Regions from separate parts of the Homo sapiens genome. Here region 2 is linked to region 1. The links are chromatin loops, found by intact Hi-C in ENCODE. Cell type or tissue: heart right ventricle. All regions are shown on one strand.

Region 1 (2,500 bases):
AATGCCACATCCTCCCTGAAGTTTTACTGAATCCTAGGGCTAGATTTCCTTTCTGCCTCCATCAAGCTGCTGGTACATACACCACTCTAGGACGCTGGGAGCCAGGCAGAACTAGGCTTGTCCTGGCTTAGCCTCTGCTCCTGTCTGAACCTCAGTTTCTGAATTATAAAATGCAGTATAACTCTTGCCTCTCTGTTTTGAGGATGAGGAGTAATTTACTCCCAGTGCCCAGGACACAGGACAGTGCCTGGCGCAGGCAGGCGCTCACTGCTGTCCAACTCAGCGCTTACAGACGGTGGTGTCCCGATTCTCCTGCTAAGCCATGAGTTCCCTAGGAGGCAGGACCCTCATCTAATGCATCTAGTGCTCAGCATCTGGCCTCAGGTCTAATGTGGCACATAGTAGGGGTTCAGTGGGTATTCGAGGAAGAAAAACAGGCACCCCACTTGCCTATGAAGTTGGATGTTGCAGTCGGCGAGGATTTAGAAAGCAGTCTCCTAAGTAGACATGGCTCCTTTAAAGGGAGGCCCACTCGCCCCCTGCTTTTGGCCCCCAGAGCAGCAAGCTCGCCTCAGTGAGTCTCCACGGGGGATGGCGCCAGAACGCAGGCCTGCAGCGGCTTAGAGGCCTCCGCACGCAAAGGCAGTCACTGGAAGATGCAGAGTGATGGTAGGGCTAATGGACACTGTGGATCATTGCAGAGCTGCACGGCAAGGTCCACGTGGCCTTTTTACTCACAATGAAAGCAATTGGTCGTCATCAGGTTTGCAGGCTTTGTCTCTCTTCGAGTACTTCAGGCCAGAGGGGCTCATGAGAAGACCCTGTCCTTGTACAGACAACCAAGGGAAGGGAGCAAACCCAGGCACCCTGACTCCAGACTTGGGCCTTTCCCTTGCCCTCAGGCTGAGCATAAAAGATCAGGCAGTACAGGTTCAGCCAGGCAGCCATAGGCCCTGCTCTGCTCCTAAGGTGACCATTGTTGTCCCACAGCCCTGCTTCCGCAGAGCCCACCCTCTGTTGGTTGGGTGTTTCTGTGCATGCCTGGAAAAGAGATGACAGAAGAACTCCAATTAGTCAGTCTCCTGGCTCCTAGACAGCTCCGGAAACTAGACTAGATAGATGAGGAGGAGGTGGGGCCTCCTGCCGTGTGACGGTTGGGGTGGCTCCAGCTCCGTCTCTGAGCTGCCCTGCCCTGCCTTGCCCTTGCCGTCCTGCAGCCCTGCTCTTCCATGCCACTCACCCTCAGCCTCTGAGGGACCCCTGAATTCAGACGTTGAAGCACCCTGGTTAGGGGGAGGATTCTTCTCCAGCAGACGTTTGAATGGTTTAGATGGGGGTAAAGTCACCTCCCTTTTGATGTGGCACCTGGAACTTGGCTGGTTTTGCGGCGTGTCTAATTAGGAAGAACCGCCTGGCACTCCCGCAGAGCTCATCGCTCACTCCGTGGTGCCAGGTGTGCTTTTAACACCTCAGGGACCTGACTGCAATAGACGCCCTGGCCCCAGAAGACCAAAAACAAGACAGACTGATTTAAAAAAAAAATGTCAGAAAGTGTCTGGAAAAGGCCAGGAGAGCCCTGGTCCAGGAGTTAAGGAGCCTGGGGCCTAGTCCCTGTGACTTTCTTCCCTTCCCCTGACCTCAGTTTCCCCATCTATAAAATGGGGTGACTAGACATACATGAGACCTTCCCTGTGTGTTTCACGTTACGTACAAGAGCTGACCTAGAGTATGGCTCCTATGTGGGGGTGTCAGATTATCAAAGTGGCACTGGCCTCGGGAGTTGTGGACCCAGAAATGGCAACAGGCTCAAAGGTTGGTATTGGGACCCTCCCGTTCCCAGTGCATTTTTGGCCTGTGAGGCTTCAGTCAGCAGGCCTTCTGTGGCTCTGTGGGCAAAGACAGCCTTGGAGGAGGAAGAGTCTTGGAGATGGGGCTCCAAGGAAGCCCCCAGGAGTGGTCGTTGAAATGGCAATATTCACAAAACGCCTTCTGTGCACCAGGCACTGTTCGAAACACTTGACGTATATGGATTCATTTAATCCTCGTAACATCCTTCCTCCAGTGGGTGCCGTTTTCTCCCCTCTAGAGATGAAGAAACTGAGGTAACTTGCCCCAGGTCACCTGTTGGAGCCAGGATTCAGACTAAGCACTCTAGTGGGATCGGTGTTTTCACCCAGCACACAGTGCTGCTATGCCTGTCGGTTCACCTGGACCCAGGGCTTTGCCTCCCTCCAGGTGGTTGGCGAGGGGCAGCCCCGCTAAGTGGCAAGTGCATCATTCCAGTAATGCAGCCCTTCCTGACACCGCTGGGGCCCTGAGCCTAATCTACCTGCAACCCTGGCGTCTCGGGCACGGATCCCCGGTGGCTGCAAAGCCATGTGAGAGAGATCAGATGGCATGCCTACCACTGGCAGAATAGAGGTTTCCTGGGTTGAGAGGTAGTGGCAGGGCCTGGGAGTGGAGAGCCATACAACTCTACCTAGCTTGCTACCCCATGATT
Region 2 (2,500 bases), 47 kb after region 1:
CGGCTGCAACGTAGACCTGGAAAAGACCAGGAAAACAGACTCCCTGCAGCTCAGCTTCCCCCTTCCCAATGCTGCCTAAAACGCAGAGGCAAGAGGTGCCTGCTCTCATTCTGCCTCACTCTGCCAGTTCACGGCCCAGTGCACCACCCCCCAACCCGGCAGTGCCAGACGTGCCCGTCAACAGGCTGGGGTTCCCTCCCTGGACTGCTGCGTCTCCCGTCTGAGCCAGGGATGGAGCAGTGCCCTTTGTTTTACCGGAGCTCCTTGGTCTTCTCCAGCATCTGAGCAGCCGCGATTACATTTCCAGCCGGTTTTTAATTGTCTCGTATCAGCCCACATAAATCTGCCTGTGCGGCTCCGCCACCAGGGAAGCATTCCAACTGCCCGTCTGTCTCCAGGAAACCTCTCGTGCCCCGGGACAGTTGCCTTCTGAGGCATTGGGTGGTCTCTCCAAATGAGAAAAACATTTCTTTCCAATCACATTTCTAACATCTTGTTAATTTGAATTATTTAACAATATTTTTGCAAAAGCCATCTGGGAATGAGTTGGTTGGCGACTTGGGAGAAGGCATAGAGGGTGCTGCAGGGAAGGCCACGAGGACAGCTGCAGACGTCACATCTGCTATCAGTGAAAGGGTGGCTGCATGGAGAGGAAGGCTGTGATCAGGAGCCCGGGGATTACAGCCTGAATCCCACCATTCCTACCAGCCAGGAGGTCACCAGTGAGTCACTTCCCGTCTCAGCCTCTGAGCCCTGAGGCCCAGATTTGCAATGGCAGTGGAAGCTCTTGTAAACTCTGAGAGGCTGCACAGATGCAGGTAGGGTGGTTTGCAGAGCCTTTGTGCTGTAGGGGCTTATTTTACTGATAGCTGGGTAAGCGATACAAAGGCCCCACAGGAAACATGATTGGCCCTTACCTAGAGGCATTCGGTGGGGCTTGAAGCAGCTAACTTCACGTGGTAAAATCCCAGTGTTAAGGCAGGGCCTGACTGTTCCCCAGACTTTTGGGGAGTCAGAGCCCAAAGGGAGTTGAATCATCCAGGTCAAGACCCTGGTGGGGTCAACTGAGGCACAGGAAGGCAAGAGGACCTTCCTGAGGTCCTCTGGAAGGCTGCTGGTAGAGCCCCCAGAAGTCCCAGCTCCCACCCCAGGGTTATCACCCTTTGGAGCCCCGTAAGCACTGTATATTCTTCTCTCATTTTCTCCACAGACATTGTCAGTCCTTGAGGCAGATTTATAAAATCAGATGTCAAATTTTATAGCCCTTGTCTTCGCTCCCGCAGTTCAAATGCTAGGGCTATAAAATGAGGTTTTGTTGTGTATGCGGCACACTCGCACGCAGGCGCCCTTGCCCTCTGTTGGAGCAGAGGCTGTTCCATCCGCGGGTCTATGTCTTTCACCTGCTCTTCTCTAGGAAGCTCCCCTGTGAGCAGCCTCCATCCTCCTTCCAGCACGAGTGTTTGCCACTTTTAATAATGCTTTGCTTTTTTTTTTTTTCTTATCTTTTTAAAGATTATTTCACCCAAGAGGAATATCAGAAACAATTGGGTTTGGCAAAGCTAGCTTATTCCAAATGCTTTAATTAAAACCATTTTTTAATTTTAATTTTATTTTTGCCATTTCTTTTGGAAAATCCACACTCTGCTTATGGCCTCAGGCAGCTTGGAGATCACCCTGCCACGTTTTAAGCACAGGCTTTCAGGGCGGAGCTTATAGACAAGTCAGCAGCATGGCTTTCACCACTGAGCTCTTATCGTGCCCTGGGCTGTCAGCTGGGTGAGGAGACAAAGACATGTCAGCCTCTGAGCTCACAGTCCAGACAAGGAGACAGGACAGTAGGGAAGTACTGTGATGTACAGAGGTGTGGCAGAAGACAAAGCGAGGGAGAAAGAAAGTAAGTCTGACTAGGGGCATCTTGGAAGTCTTCCTGGAGGAGGGGCCAGTTGAGGAGGACTTCAGATGTTAAGATGTTTGAGAGGAGAAAACTGGGGAAGTTATGGGGAAGCAACAGGACATTTAAGCAACAAGGACATTTAAGTTGGAGATTAGAGGAAAGGCCGTATGCAGTGTCCTTCCTCCCTAAGGTCCCAACTTGGCTAGGGTAGCTGGCTGTTCAGTTTTCCCTTGGAAGTGACAGAGCCTCTCTCTGTTTTGTAAAATGTCACCCAGTTTTTGTTTCCAGTTTGAGGTGCATAAAATGTTACAGCTCTTCTAGAATTTGTCTAGCAGATTTTCCAGTTTTTACTAGAAACCCCCCAGGAAAAAAATCTAGGTACATAAACCCTGGGACCTTGCTTTCTAAATTTGCCATCTAACATCTGATTTTGACCCTCAGGGTTGTAGTGTGAAATGATTTGTCATCTGCTAGGAACCTTTCTTGGCTGAGCGTTCTTTGGGAATGTGTCTTTTGGTCTCAACACCCCAGAGGGCCTGGCACATGATAGGTACTCAGGAAACGTTTGGAGATTATATTTGGGAGAAAAGTAATCACAACATGCAA

What was found. A loop is a pair of places that touch in the nucleus more often than their neighbours do. Peaks named below come from ENCODE experiments on the same cell type or tissue, not always from the same donor. Only the 100,000 strongest peaks of a DNase experiment are listed, where the experiment ranks them.
Region 2: it touches region 1 in a loop (6-fold over the local background); 21 of 110 quality-filtered maps call a loop at or near these places.

What each region holds. Positions count from the first base shown.
Region 1 is chr9:37,983,621-37,986,120 of GRCh38, reverse strand. All of the region lies in intron 2 of SHB (SH2 domain containing adaptor protein B), which reads left to right. Among named protein-coding and RNA genes, the nearest start is that of SLC25A51, 81 kb to the right of the region's middle. In heart right ventricle, a CTCF peak has its summit at 1,015 (motif pointing left); a DNase peak (open chromatin) is centred at 1,147; H3K27ac peaks cover 1,975 bases.
Region 2 is chr9:37,936,464-37,938,963 of GRCh38, reverse strand. All of the region lies in intron 5 of SHB (SH2 domain containing adaptor protein B), which reads left to right. It also overlaps the pseudogene RNU7-124P. Among named protein-coding and RNA genes, the nearest start is that of SLC25A51, 34 kb to the right of the region's middle. In heart right ventricle, no CTCF peak of the experiment used is centred here; no DNase peak of the experiment used is centred here; H3K4me3 peaks cover 770 bases; H3K27ac peaks cover 2,500 bases.